Regions from separate parts of the Mus musculus genome. Here regions 1 and 3 are each linked to region 2. Evidence: chromatin contacts called from ENCODE Hi-C or POLR2A ChIA-PET data. All regions are on one chromosome and are shown on one strand. Each heading gives the region's core, a stretch centred on a gene start or an enhancer-like site at or near the end of the contact. The rest is flanking DNA. Distances are from core to core; before and after follow the strand shown. Region 1 holds the start of Dxo (decapping exoribonuclease). Region 2 holds the start of Ddx39b (DEAD box helicase 39b). Region 3 holds the start of 1110038B12Rik (RIKEN cDNA 1110038B12 gene).

Region 1 (4,848 bases), core at 654-3,153, 400 kb after region 2:
CATGAAGGCCTTACCTGGGATCGTCCTGGACTACTGTGCTCTGGGCAAAGCTAAGGAAGGCAGCACAGAAGTTCATGCACACAGAGGGATTCCAGCCTTCTCGGTCATTCTGGAGGGGGCACAAGAGGCAGAAGACTGGGGGTGGAAAGAGGAAAAGGCAGGTGGCAAAGGGGCACTGGGTCTGAGGACTTGGTACAGGGGGTGGGGAAACAGATGGCCACTCTGACACCTGCCTTACCCTGACATTTTCAAACATCTCCATGGTAGGAAAGGTCTTTAAGGAACAGACGAAACCTTCTGGGTTCCGGAAGCCGGCAACAACATGTGGGACCCCCGGGAGGAACGACTGAGCCCACCATTTCAGCAACTTGTGTCTGACGGGAGAGGCAAAGGGTCAGCAGGACCCTCCACCCCCCCCAACCCCCCCCAACCCCCCCCCAACCCCCCCCCCCGTCAGTCCCGGCCCCGGCCAGAACCTGTAAAAGCTCCTCCACTGGCCAGGGCTGTGCATCTCCTTGGATGTCTTGAGCTCCACGTAGCAGGAGGGAGGCTGTGTGCAAGGAGCCTGGGGGTTCAGGCAGTCTACCTCCCCGGAGAACAGGAGAGGGTGGTTTCCCAGGCGGCTGCGTAGCACAGAGCAGTAGGCCACGTTGGTGTTAACTTCCCCAGAGGGGTCTGGGGAGCCTCCGGGTTTGTCTGCACAAGAAGAGAAGGCAGCAGCAGAGGAAGGGGATCTCGACCTCTGTGGAAGGGGAGAGGGACCGCACGGCTGCGACGACTCTCACCTGCGCACATGTACTGCTCAAATTTGTAGCCCATGTACATGAGCTCCCGGAGGAGGGGTGGCCGTGCAAGCCTCTGGGCCCGAGCAGCCGGGGTCTCCACCTCACTTAGGTACAGTGTCCCTTGGAACCGGGAGGCTGCCAGCTGCCAGCCCTCCTGCCGCTCATACGGCGTGGTCAGCAATTTTGTCAGGTGCCCTCTCCATGTCACCGTGGCCCCTGCCAGCCAGCCGGGACCCCTGGGAGGGAAGAATGCGGGGTTTATGGTCTGACTCGAGTTTTACTTCTGTTGACTCAAAGTCCCCACTAAAGACCATTTGGCTTTCCCAACTTCAGAAGAGAAAGCCGGGTCACCAGGTCAGCTTCTGCGTTGCACCGGGCTCACCCCTCCAGCTGGTTCCGGTGTTCCAGGACCCAGCGCAGCAAATGGTCCAACCTCTCTTGGACTTCCTCGTCCCGGGGCTGGTATCGGTCAGGGTATCCATCTCTGAGGTCAAAGTCCGGGCCTGGGCCGTTGATGGGAGGGGGGCTGTAGTAGCGGAGGGCTCGGGCATCTCCATGGTACTGGCGTTGTGCGTCCAGGGAGAAGCAGCCCAGTTCGGATGGACGCCGGTAGAACGGGAAGGGTCCCGAGTACAGAGAGGGCTGTGTCCGCAGTAAAGGGACTGCCCGGGGGAGTTTGTGCAAAGGCTTTTCCACCTCTGTCTTCTCCGCTTTTCTCTTAGTCCCTCTGGGTTCCATGAGGTCCTGCGAGGAAAGCGTTTCCAGTGGATAAGGAGCGAGTGAGCTTCCAGGTTTGGGCTCTGCGTGTCAGGAGCCGGGCGCCTCGTTCCCACCCACGGACCAACGAACGCGGCGAGCTTGAGGAGTTTGGGGGTTGAAGCTAAGACTTGGTTACCTCAAAGCTCCCCACCCTGACCGACCTCCACCTCCTCGAGGCTACGGCGTCAGGGCCGCACGTCAGAAGCCGGAGAAGGATGCAAACACGGAGTTGCTGTTTCTGATGACGCTCTCATCCGCCCTCAGCGTCGGAGTGGGCGAGGTCCGTCTGCACCGGAGCGGGAACCCAGGCGGGCCACTCGCGCCTCGGCGCGCCCCAGTGAGCGCTCTGGTCGGGAGCCAATCAGCAGCGGTGCGGGCGACGGAAGTGAGGCTGCCTTCGTCATCAAACTCAGACGACCAGCCAGAGGGCCCGTCGTCATTATTCTGTGCCGGAAGACGCGGTCTTCGGGACTCCTTTCCCGGAATCCTGAAATCCGGGTTATGAATCGCAAGAGACGGCTCCTGGCGTCTGAGGCTTTTGGGGTGAAGCGGAGGCGGGCGCCGGGGCCCGTGAGAGCGGATCCTTTAAGAACAAGAGCAGGTAACCATGGCAACCTGGGCGCGGAAAGCCCGAGGGTATCCACCCTTGGAGGAGGGGGGGGAGGAGGAGGAGGAGGAGGAGGACCTAGGGTAGTAACCATGGCAACCCAGGCGCTGGGCAGCGACTCTGAGGGCTGGGGCGTCCGAACCTCCGCGCTGTCTCCACCCTCGCTCTCCACCCGGACCTGACCACGCGCTTGCTCCACCACAGGCTCGGCGCGCGAGGCCATCGAGGAGCTCGTGAAGCTGTTTCCCCGGGGGCTGTTCGAGGATGCGCTGCCGCCCATCGCGCTGAGGAGCCAAGTGTACAGTCTGGTGCCAGACCGGACGGTGGCCGACCTACAACTGGTGAGCACCTTGGAGACCTTTGGCGTGTCCCCCCCCCACCAGCCCCGGCCCTCCGACCCGCAGCCTCGAGGGCACTCGCCAAGTCCCTGTCGCTCAGACACTCAGTCGTCCGTCAGCAGGCGTTAGGCCAAGGCAAATGCAGAGCAAATCCCAGGGGTTTGGAACTGCAGGCAGATGTCACATCTGACAGGTGATGGCTGTTAGAGAAGGTTAGTGAGCGCGGACAAAGGTGTACTGAAGGTCACCGGTGAGAGAGATTGACTGAAGGAGAGAGATGAGTCTAGTGTTAATTCCCAGATTTCCCAAGTGATCAGTTAGTGATTAGGGGATTGACTAGAGGAGGGAGGCACCGAGTAGCTGCTTGCCTGATGTGCGTACACTGAGTTGCAGATTATAGATGTATGAGACAGTGGGCTATGACGCTGCAGATCATTCTAGGCTGTGGTGCACAAGGCATAGGGGCTAAATGAGATACTTAGGGAGACTAGAGGAGTGATGTAACCTCGTGGCCAAGTTTAGAAGGCGATTGAAAGCCAGGGCCATGTCTCTTCACACAAAAAAAATCCACAGTGGGCAGATTTCAGTCTCTGTTTTATAGGAACTCTCAGACCTCTGCCTGAGTTGAAGGTCAGAACACTGTGAACGGCTCTCTGCTGCTACATACCTCTCTGGGCTCCTTTTAACTAGGGCAGTTCCTCCTTAGAGGCTGTCACAGATCCTTCTTGCTTAGCTTTGTCCTTATATTGTTACAGAGTTTCTGACCTTGATTCCTGCAGGTGACTTCTGACCTCCTCCTCAGGCCATGGCCCCTGTGCTTCCTTTTCTATAACTGTTTTTTTTTTTTTCTTTAAACAAAAAGCTTTCAGAGTTGCACAAGTTTTGTTTTAAGACAAGGTCTTAATTTGTAGCCCAGACTGCCTTAAACTTGATATTCTCCTGCTTTCATCTCCCTAATGCTGGGGTTTACAGTAGTCAGAAGGTTAACTAGAGGGAGTCTCTTCTTTCTTTGGAGAGGGGAGGATTGAACTTGGGTCAGCAGACTTGACAGCAGAGTCACCTCCTCAGCCCTGTCACCAGCTCTAAGAAATTTCTCTTGTCCTCTCTCATTGCTTTCTTCTGGCACTGAAATTACATAGACATCTTCTCTTTGAACCCCTTCAGACACTTCCATGTTCAATAGTTTTGGGCTTTCTTTTATAATTGTACTGTTTAGTTTCATCTTAGATTAATAATCTGTTCAGAAAGCTTAATTTCATTTGCTTGTGGCTATGTGCTTGTGAGCATGGGTGTGTGTACATGTGGGTTTGCACTCTCAGATGCCAGAAGATGGCACTTGATCCCTGGAGCTGGGGAGGTACAAGTTACAGGTGGTTGTGAGCCACCAGATGTGGGAGCTAGGAACTGAATGTGGGAGCTCTGCAAGAGCAGGAATTACTCTGCCACCGAGCATTGCTCCCACCCCAGATCGATAGTCTTTTATTCAGCTGTACTAAAGTATTTCACACTCATTGAAGTCTTAGTTTATTGTCTTCATTTCTCAGTTTTAAATTCTCTACTGGGACTTTTTTTTTTTTTTTTCTTTTTATGGGTCTTATTATGCAGCACTAGATGACCTGGAACTCAGTCTGTAGACCAGGCTACCCTTGAACTCATAGAGACCCACCTACCTCTGCCTCCTGAGCGCTGAGATTAAAGCTATGCACCACGGTGACTGACTGGGACATATTTAAGCCTATATCTTTTTTATGATTATTTTAAATTTGATTATTATTTTTGGCCATGTGTACTGCCATATGGCTTTAATCCCATTGCTCTAGAGGTAAAGGCAGACAGATCTCTGTGAGCTTAAGGCCAGCTTGGGCTACCTATTAATGTTCTATTTCCAAATTATATGTGTGCATGTGCAAGTTCATGTGTACATGCCACCATGTGTGTGTAGAAGTCAGAGGGTATTGTGTGGTTGAATTCCCTCCTCCCATCACGTGGATCTCAGGGGCTGACTCAAGCCCTGGGGCTCAGCAGCAGGCCACCTGACCCACTGAAACATCCCACCAGCCCTAAGCCTGCTATGTCTTTTTAGAATTTCCTACCAGTAGTTTCTCATCTTGTTTTTTTTTTTAACACGTCAGCATTAGCAGCATTATTTTAAGTCGTTTGAACTTCATGTAGTCGTACATCTTGCTAAGGTGTAGTGGGAGAGCTTACAGCGTGGAGTGACCAGTTATGAATCAGTGTCTTTACCATCATTTATCATTTACCCATGTCAAGAACCTTAAAACACCTCTTCGTTGTTTCTAAAATGCCTAATAAATAAATTGTTATTAGCCAGGCATTGCGTCTCAGATAGGTAACTCTG
Region 2 (4,812 bases), core at 590-3,089:
CTGCCGTCTTGGGTACATTCTCAGAGCTTGGCCTATCCCAAATAAATTCAAATCCTATGACCCTAGACTTGAACCTCCCTTTTCTTGCACCAGAGGTGCTAAATAAGGTCTCTACACCCAACAATAAAATGTACCCTCTGATGGATGCTCAAAGCCACAGTCAACGATGGCCCGGAGCAGCTCTGGCTTGAGTAGAAAATCTCGGAAGCCGGAGCTGTGGATGGAGACGTAGGAGCCCTTGACGTCTTTCTTGGCGGGAGCCTCGGTCCCATCTGCCCCAGCGGCTGTCTCCACCTCGTCGTCTTCGTAGTCCAAGAGCTCATTGTCCACATCGTTCTCTGCCATAATTGGGCCGGCAGGGGGAGAAGGGAGGTCTCTTGAGTTAGGTGTCCCAGAGCAGGTGAGGAAGCAAGGGCCAAAGAGAGGGGTTGAAGAACAGCAAGGGGAAAGACACCAGTTTCCGACAGAAGAGCTGGGAGAGGGGACAACAAAAAAACCGGAAAAACTCATCAGTCACGAATGGACTCGTCACTTCTCGTCGATCCCTACACCCGTCCTATTCTTCCCTAAACTGTGAAACCTTTGTCCCGAAAGAAGAGTTAACAAAGAGACTCATGACATAAGAAACGGGAACACCAGACGGGAGAGACAGAGTGGGCTCCACCGCTAACCAGACTTTGTAACACACACTTCGACAGGCAGGAGCCAACTGGGAGACCGCAGTAAAATGAGCGTGACTAACGACTCACACGAGGGTTGAGACACAAAGGACAAGGGAAGACAGAGACTGCGCTTTCTCCTGCCACCTCACGGTGGTGATCCCCAACGTCAGCCATCAGTCAAGGGTGATAGATAAGGGTCAGCACTGCGCAGAGCGCTCACTTCCCAAATGCAAACATCATGTGGCTGCCGCTATTCTCTTGCTCAGAAACCCCCGAGTGGCCGTCCCAGCGGCGCACACCTGGACCGGGGAACAGAAGCAGGAAGGAGGGTGGTGCGGGGCGGAGGGTGGGAAGTGTATGAATGGCTCCATTTCAAGAAAAAAAAAATTTTTTTGTTTTGAAAAAGATGGGTGTGTGCAGTTCAATGGCAGTGCTTGCTTAGTAACGCGAGAGGCCGCAAGGTTCGGCTCAGCGCTGCCAAAGTTAATTTTAAAAGTCGCACTAAGGAATTAAGGTCACAGCTGAGAACGATGCAGGATTAAGAGTGTGAGCCGGGTGGCCTTAGAAAGGAACGCCTTGCAGTGCTCTCGGAAAAGCTTCCCCAGAAGTGCGCGACACCATCGGCCACGCACAGAGGCAGCCATTCACAGAGAGCTCCAAATAAGGCAGCGAAAGCGGGGTCAAAGGGCTGGACGGGCCCCGGAGCGAGATCTTCCCATCCCTGGGCGAGCAAGAAAAGGCCCGGAGGGGAGATGCGAGGGGCCCCGCCCTCCTCCTGGCGCCGCCTCCGGCCGCCGCGGCCCCGGGTGGGCAGAGGACCCACTGGAACACCCAGGAAGCGCGGAGACACAATGGCGGCCGAGGCCACCATTTTGGATCGTTCCCCCCTTGTCTCCCAGCTCCCCGCCAAGATCTGCTCTCAGAAAGGGGTGAAGACAACAGAACTGGACGCCCGCCTGCGCGCCGGCGGCCACGGCGCCGGCCCGGCACCGGGTATCAGGGACCCGCGCGGCGGGGCGAGCCGCGGGAGAAGCAGATGGCGGTGGATGGTGCACAGGGCCAAAGCTTACCTAAGCACTGCGAGCGTGTATGGCGGCAGCAACGGGGACGGAGGCGGGAAGCTGCCTTCACTTCCGGTTCCAGGCTCGCCCCGGCCTCCCGCCTTCCCGGCCGCCAGGGCGCACGCGCAAGGAGCCGGAAGCAGGCTTTCGCCGCGCGCGCTCCGCGGCTGGCTTTGCAGAACGCCCACTTGAAATGAAGCTTCAGACGACGCCTCCTCCGGTCGCCAGTAGCAAGAGCGCGACAGGAAACTCACGTCTTCCCCCGCAGAGCTCTCCATTTTGTTCTTCTACGCTTATGCAACACCCTCCGACGGTCGGCTCTACTTTAGTTTTGTTTGCCACGCCAGGCTTCTCCCTGGGCACCTCTCTGTGGGCATGGAGGACTCCGCGATCGAATGAGAAGCGTTTCTCACGGGGTCCTTAGCCTCGTAGTCAAGGTGACCCGAGAGCGGCTAACTCGGGCCTCTGCTGGAGGGGAGGGGGACACGTGACCACGCCCATTACAGTCGTGCAGAGAATAGGCAGGATTTACCCAAAATTATATCGAAAGATGGAGGCTTACATTCTGTCTAGGTGCTAAATAAATGGTGGGGTTTGAGGTTATGCACCTTTCCATAATTCTTGCTAACTAGAGCAGCAGAATAATCTCAGTTCCATTATTCAGCCTGGACATCCCCCTCCCCCCATGTGGTATTCCCTTTGAGATGTTACATATAGCAGAAGTGTTGTCCTGTTGCCTTGCTACATAAACACAAGCTCGGGCTTTCCCTATTAAGGACACTTAATATTAATACAAAGTAACACTAAGTATCAGTGTTGCCAACCAGCTGGCTGTGTCCTGCTCAACGCATAAGCTCTCTGGGCTGGGGCTTGGTAGCTTTTGATCCCTCCGCATTTGGCAGCCCTAAGCAGCAGGCCGGCGGGTTTTGTATAAATCAGAGAGGAGTGGGAATTCCTCGGCCCTGGTAACTTATTACGAACTGTAGCTCCAGAAAGTGCGGTACCTGGGCCTTTAGCTTTGAAGCGTTTCCAGGAACTCTCCTAGTGACCTAGTTGGCGGGCTCTTAGCCACTGTCTTCCTGTTACTGGACCTAATGTGACATTGTGGAGGGTAGCATAGTAAGGTTTGTCCCAGCTGACCCAAGTGAGCCAAACTTTCTGCTTTACAGCCAGCAAAGGGTGTTTGCACCAAACACAGCAAACAGCAAACTCGTGCAAATGAAGACTTGTGTTTGCACCAATCATAATATTGTCCCTTTGGCATCAGTGATAACACATCTTCCTGCTACTGGACTATGGGAAGTTCCACCCTCCACTGGGGGAGGAGAGAGAGGACAGAAACAATCCTGGCTGAGCCATTAGCTGTGTGGTTTCCTCAAAGACTTTATAGAAGATTCAAAATGGCCATGCTGACAGTCCTCGTTAAGGTAGCCAGGGCAGGAAGGGATTGTCTTAACAGCTGGCTGTGATTTTAACAATGCTTAAAACCTGGGCCACTGGGGCCACAGCAAGGTGAGTGCCCCTCATCTGTCTTGCCATTTTTTTCTTCCTTTCTCTGTTACTGAGTTTGAGCAGTTATATAGACTGGCCTCAAGCTCTCAATTCTCCTGCTGGAGGATTTGAATGCAGACCCATGCCCCGCTCCACTCTTCCTGTAAACATATGAAAATAGAGAAATAAAACAAGGTGGCCAAGGCAATACAGCTAGCAGGGAAACACCAGGGTGTAAGCACCCCAATTTCCTATCACATGTGTCCCTCCTCTTCAAAAATCTCCTTGCTTTTGTATAGCTATTTCCCCCGAAACATTTCCTCCTGATGAGAGTGGAGAAGGCTCAGGAAATTCAGAAAAAAAGTTGCAAGACACGGAACACTTCTCCCAGATTGTGTCACCAATAAACAGCTCCTGGTGGCAGGACTCTTTGGTCTGCATACAAGTCACGCTGGTGGGCGACTTTCTGATGGGAAGCTACTCCAGTCTCACTCCTATAAGTAACCTATCACCCACCATACTGCCAATAACTCCAGCGAGCTCTTTGGTCTGCCAAGTGAGACTTGGGTGGTGAGATATCTTTGGTGTTTCATGACTGCCTTATTTGGCATAGATTTTTTTTTTTTTTTCCTGAGACAGGGCTTCTCTGTGTAGCCCTGGCTGTCCTGGAATTCACTCTGTAGACCAGGCTGGCCTTGAACTCAGAAATCCACCTGCCTCTGCCTCCCAAGTGCTGGGATTAAAGGCATGCGCCACCACACCTGGCTTATAGTTTTTTTTTTAATGTCTCTCTACAGAAAAGTCATATAAGACTATGAATTACCTCATTGATTCAAGTTCAGGGTGAAATGAGCAGTGAAGAGAACTGATAAAGGAATGGGGGTCAGAGACCAGCAGTGTCCCACCCCCTCACCCCCTACCACCACCACCCCAACTTCCTCCTTCCCCACCCCAGCATCTTTTTATTCCAAAGTATTCCTCAACTGCCAAGTGTGTGCCAAGTGCTATCTAGGCTCTGGGGATACAACGACCTTTATCATCAGATACATAATGAGAGCCAATACCCAAACATAATGTCAAGCCAGGCGTGGTGGTGCACGTCTTTAATTCCAGTACTCAAGAGGCAGAGGCATGTGGATCTCTTGTGAGTTCAAAGCTAGCCTGGCCTAGCAAATTCCAGGGTAGTCAGAGATACTTAGTAAGATAGTAAGTCTCTGTCTCTCTGTCTCTCTCTCTCTCTCTCTCTCTCTCTCTCTCTCTCGTGTGTGTGTGTGTGTGTGTGTGTGTGTGTGTGTGTGTGTCTGTCTGTCTGTCTGTCTGTCTGTCTGCCTGCCTGCCTGTCTGTCTGTCTCTGTCTCTGGTGCTGATGAGCAGTGTAAAACCAGGAAAGAGACAGAGTGCTGCTCTGCCAACATTTCCCTTACAACTATCTATGCAACTCTCTGTTCAAGAGGGGACACAGTACTGTGTCCTTTTGTTTCTCCATAAAGCTTCCAGGACAGCCCTTTGCAGTGTTTTGGAAACTATATAAATGCATAACTCTGAGGACAGCGAACCAAAGTGAGCAACGGCAAGGCAAAAAGGAGGCTGCTTTCACC
Region 3 (4,946 bases), core at 1,006-3,505, 290 kb after region 2:
GCACACCGCAGCCATGACAGAGACTGATGTGACTCCGAAGGCCTATCCCCTCGCAGATGCCCACCTCACCAAGAAGCTGCTGGGCCTTGTTCAACAGTCATGTAACTACAAGCAGCTTCGGAAAGGAGCCAATGAAGCCACCAAAACCCCCAACAGAGGCATCTCTGAGTTCACTGTGATGGCAGCAGACGCTGAGCCCTTGGGGATCATCCTGCACCTCCCTCTGCTGTGAGAAGACAAGAATGTCCCCTATGTATTTGTGCGCTCCAAGCAGGCTTTAGGACGGGGCGTGTGGCATCTCCAGGCCAGTCATCGCCTGTTCTGTTACCATCAAAGAAGGCTCTCAACTAAAGCAGCAGATCCAGTCCATTCAGCAGTCTATTGAAAGGCTCTTGGTGTAGGCCGTGGCCTCTGCCCTTTCCTGTCTACTGCCACCCTGTTTGTGTATCATATTGTCTGTTAGCATGTACTACTTTCAACCAGTTACTATTATATTGTACTACATCTGCGTTTAAAAAAAAAAAAAAGAAGTCTTCAGTAATAGTTTAATAGAGGCCAAGGCAATTATGCTCATTAGAGAAGCAGTTAATTCGTAAGCCATTTTACACTGTTAGAGGTCATTTCTGGCTAACGTGCACTCAGTTTGGAACTGAAGAGTCTCTTCCTATAACCCTCCCAGGTGGAACTTGGGCCTAGGAACTGAGAGACTTATCGAACACATAATTACTATAGGATTCTTTTATTTGTTTTTGTTTTTGTTTGTTTTTTGTTTTGTTTTGTTTTTTGAGACAGGGTTTCTCTGTGTAGCCCTGGCTGTCCTGGAACTAACTCTGTAGACCAGGCTGGCCTTGAACTCAGAAATCTGCCTGCCTCTGCCTCCCAAGTACTGGGATTAAAGGCATGTGCCACCACTGCCCGGCTACTATAGGATTCTTAGATTTTAAATTTTAGTTATGTTCTGAGGCACTATCTCATCACTGCGTAGCCCAGGCTGGCCTTGAACTCAAAGAGATCTACCTGCCCCTGCCTCTCAAGTGCTAGGATTAAAGTTGTGCACCACTGCTTCTGGCTAAAATGTATTTTAAAATGAAGATAGAGAAGCGTATAGTGCCTTGCACATGTAATTTCAGCATTTAGGAAAAGGAAGTAGGAATGTTGACCGTCATGGTACAGAATTGCTGTCTCAAAAAAAAAAAAAAAGACAAAGGGGCTGGAGCAGTGGCTCAGTGGTCAGGAGCACTTACTGATCTTTCTAAGGACCTGGCTTCAGTTCCCAGCACCTATCACCAGGTGGCTTACAACTTCCTCTAACACACATAGACACAAATACAATCAATCTAAAAATATTTCTTAAAAGCTGGCCAGTGGTGTTGTATGCCTTTAATCCCAGCACTCAGGGCAGAGGCAAGTAGATATCTGTGAGTTCGAGGCCAGCCTAGTCTACAGAGCAAGTTCCAGGACAGTCAGGGTTACACAGAGAAACCCGGTCTTGAAACCGACCCCCCCCCCCTCTCTCTCTCTCTCTCTCTCTCTCTCTCTCAACATAGTAGTGTGTCACGCCTGTAATTGTAGGCATGGTTGGAACCCATCTTAGACTATGAGCCAGATGTGTGTTTGTGTGTGTGTGGCTTTTATCCCCCTTTAAATAAAAATGTTGGGGCTGGTGAGATGGCTCACCAGTTAAGAGCACTGGTTGCTTTTCCTGAAGTCCTGAGTTCAATTCCCAGCAACCAAATGCTCGTGACCATGTATAAGGGAATCTGATGCCCTCTTCTGGCACGCACGTGTACATGCAGCAGAGCACTCAGTAATCTTTTTTTTTTCTTTTTTTTTTCTTTTTAACGGAGAGCAGAAGCTGAGGTGCAAATTCAGATTTTTCTGCTAGGTGTAGGCAATATGAGTCCTCCTGGGTAGACTGGATCCAAACATGAGTACAGAATCCGCAAAGCCATAAGCCTAAAGGAGACCAAAGAGCTGACCTATCCTGTAGGAGCTCCAGGGTCTTTACCCAATCTTGGCCGATTAGGCTGCCTGTTTCTTTCTTTCTTTTTTTTTTTTCTTTCCTTTGGATTGGTAGTTTATCAAATTGTCGTCATATACATGATTCTCTACTTAGGACAGTAAGAAACATGATTCCTCTTTGTTCCCTTCGCATTTGTCAGCGCGATCAAGTCAGGCATATGAGAAGACGACTATGTCCGTCAGGACCCCCGGGCCAGGCGTGGGTATAAATGGCCGAGGCGGGCGGCACACGGGTCTCTTTGTGCACCCGCCCACACGGTTTGCCGTGTTTTCACCCTTCTTTGTTCTCCACCGGTCTGGGCAGGGTCTGAGGACTCCGGAGAGCAAGGCATGGGTCCGCCTCGTGCCGCAGGTATCCTGGGGTCCTGTGGGGAGGGCTCTGCGGTGTGGGGCCGGGTATGATGACCCACATTTACAGACTAGAGTTTCTGATGTCCACGTGACGCCACTCCTTGTAACTGACCCAGGCCGGGGTGGGGGCTGCAGGCCGGGGTCTCTACGACCTGTGCTCATTCAATGATCTCTTCCAGGTTCCTGGCCCACGCCAGCCGTACCCAGTAGCACAATGGTAAGCGCATGCTGGCGAGAGGTAGGCGGTGTGAGGAGGGGCTGGTTTCGGGGAGAGGACAGTAATGATGATTTCTGGTGATTCTGAGTGTCTCGCTGACGCCATCACCGCAGCGCGCTGACCGTCCCCGGGTCCAAAATCGGCAGTGGCGTGGGTTTTGAGTGGCCTAGAGTTCTGAGTAATTTACCTCTGTGTCTTGCTTTCTGGTAGGGATTTGAGGACACACGCCAGCTGCCTACACCTGAAGAAAGGTTAGTCTTAGGTTTCACTGGCATGCTTGTCTCTTGGCTTGACTTTTTGGAAGGGGTGGATTCGAGACAGGGTTTCTCCATGTAGCCCTGATCTCAGATCCGCCTGCCTCTACTCTCTGGAATTAAATGCATACAGCACCACCGACTGGCCCTTGTTTTGTTCTTAATATCCTGCCTGCATTAGCCAGTCTCCAAGCAAGCTACCACCCAGCCATCTTTTTGTTTTTAGATCTTAACTAATCTCCCTAACTCTAAATCTATGGTGGATCCAGGAGCTGCCTTGATTATTTCTTGTGCCTTTAAGTTCTGTATGCTAGTCCACGGCAGTGGGTCTCAGCCTTCCTGAGGGCCTTTAATGCAGTTCCTCGGGCTGTGATGTTCCTAACCATCGGTTTTATTTTCCTTGTATCTTCATAACTAAAGTTTGCTATTGTGATAACACAGGCTGTCCTGTCTGGGACCCCTATGTAAGGGTTCCTTGGTGACACAGGTTGAGAGCCACTGTTTTAGACTATGCTTTTGGGTATTTAGACGGGCTCTCAATTCAGGATGGCCTTAGTCCTGGCTCCAACCACCTTTTTTTTTTTTTTTTTAAGATTTAGATGTTTGTGAGTACACTATTGCTGTCTTCAGACACACCAGAAGAGGGCGTCAGATCCCATTACACATGGTTATGAGCCATCTCTCCGGCCCATGCCACCTTTTTTCGTTAAAGGTTTTAGCAGTTAAATTTCAGTCCCCAGGAGTTTTGGCTTTATATAGCTCTGCAACAGTCCGAAGCCTAACTACACACACTGGCTACCGCATCCTGTGTCTATCGGATTGACATTCCCTGGGTGGTACCCTAGGTTCTGGTCTCCCTCAATTGAGAGTGATGATTTCACAGACTAGAGTCTCTGACGCTGTCCTTGATGTCAGCTATAAATCTGACTCATTTGGGGAACCTCTTGAGATTGAGCCCAGTGTGCCAACACTGGCTCTGGTGAGGAACATACCCTGCTCTCCTGTTTCTCATTGTGCCCATCTTAACTCTCCAGGGTGAGCTCTGAGGACTTCACAGGGGCCCCATCCCCTCACCTAGATGAGGGCTAACCTTGGAATCCAGACAAAGGTGGAAGTGACCTAGATGTGACCTGAATGAGCTAATCATCTAATGAGAGCCAGCCCTTTGTCCTGCCCACATGAAGGTGGGTGGTTAGCTCACTTTTCAGGGTAATAAAGCAGTAAAGGCGGGGTGGAGGGGTTGTTGAAGGCTTTGTATGATGTCACTAGGGCCTGTAAAGTTAGCACAATGAACCCGCTGTGCAGATTGTAAAGCTGACCTTGTTGGAATATCCTGGTTTTAGAAACACATAAATCAGCTTTGTGTTTGCTGTTCCCCTGCTGAAAATGTTCTTCTGAATTTTCAGGGCTTTGCTGCTACGCACTGACAAGTTGGACGGCTTTTTATTGCTTTGTTGCCAGTTATCTGAACATGAGAGGCTGTAAGGTGTAATCTGCGAGCCCTGCGCCCAGACTGAACCAGGGCCTCCCTTGAACATGAGTATTAGACAAATGAAATAAGAACTTATCTTGCCCAGACTATATAATGGCTTGGAAATGCATAGTTTCCTGAACGATCTCAATAAAATACTTTTAAAAGTACTTAAATAGACTTTTTCTGTGTCACTTTGTGGGGAGGTGTGAGAAGATATATGGGAATAAGGTTTTAACCTTACCACACAGGTGTCACCACCTGACTGCCTACATCAAATGCCCAGGAAGGAGCTAGTCATTTCATGTGTCTGGTTCCTGGTCCCTTAACAGCATCTGTTCTGGAAGTACAGATGAAAATTCTATACAGACCTGTAAGGCTGACCATAGTTTTAGCAGATTAGCATCTGAATCGGTCAGATCTACCTGCTAGGAACAAGTCGGCCTCCCCTCCCCTAAGCTCCCACTGCAGAGGGTAAAGGACAGCATCAAGCACCCCAGCCTTCTGGAGACCCCACCAGTAGACTCCAGGTGTGCTTGCCTGGTGAATGAACTTGGCCAGAGACTCCTGGTGCCTGCTTAGCAAGCCATAAGCTCTCATGGGTTAGGTGTACCTGCAACCTAGCACTTGG

The links. Hi-C counts contacts between places; a loop is a spot of excess contacts on that map. ChIA-PET counts read pairs that join two places held with the same protein, here RNA polymerase II (POLR2A).
Region 1: a loop to region 2 is called in a map of left cerebral cortex, with 5 times the contacts of the local background. The contact joins the promoter of Dxo here to the promoter of Ddx39b in region 2. A Hi-C loop is called at or near these places in 5 of 37 maps with a recorded cell type or tissue (Patski, heart and left cerebral cortex). POLR2A ChIA-PET finds 5 or more read pairs at or near these places in 1 of 5 experiments (embryonic stem cell).
Region 3: POLR2A ChIA-PET joins it to region 2 with 22 read pairs in embryonic stem cell. The contact joins the promoter of 1110038B12Rik here to the promoter of Ddx39b in region 2. POLR2A ChIA-PET finds 5 or more read pairs at or near these places in 3 of 5 experiments (Patski and embryonic stem cell).

Annotation. Positions count from the first base shown.
Region 1 is chr17:34,834,074-34,838,921 of GRCm38, reverse strand. It overlaps Dxo (decapping exoribonuclease), which reads right to left and starts at 1,903. Exons shown (of 7, transcript NM_001163770.1): 1 at 1,706-1,903; 2 at 1,168-1,529; 3 at 786-1,021; 4 at 477-696; 5 at 239-374; 6 at 15-109. The coding sequence starts at 1,523. It overlaps Stk19 (serine/threonine kinase 19), which reads left to right and starts at 2,019. Exons shown (of 7, transcript NM_019442.3): 1 at 2,019-2,145; 2 at 2,356-2,492. The coding sequence starts at 2,046.
Region 2 is chr17:35,238,773-35,243,584 of GRCm38, reverse strand. It overlaps Ddx39b (DEAD box helicase 39b), which reads right to left and starts at 1,839. Exons shown (of 11, transcript NM_019693.3): 1 at 1,733-1,839; 2 at 135-472. The coding sequence starts at 345. LOC115488830 (a small nucleolar RNA gene) reads right to left here and starts at 907; the gene lies at 831-907.
Region 3 is chr17:34,949,780-34,954,725 of GRCm38, reverse strand. It overlaps 1110038B12Rik (RIKEN cDNA 1110038B12 gene), which reads left to right and starts at 2,255. Exons shown (of 4, transcript NR_015536.1): 1 at 2,255-2,374; 2 at 2,553-2,590; 3 at 2,801-2,841; 4 at 4,251-4,491. LOC115488834 (a small nucleolar RNA gene) reads left to right here and starts at 2,651; the gene lies at 2,651-2,713. It overlaps Snord52 (small nucleolar RNA, C/D box 52), which reads left to right and starts at 3,718; the gene lies at 3,718-3,776. It also overlaps the pseudogene Gm8696.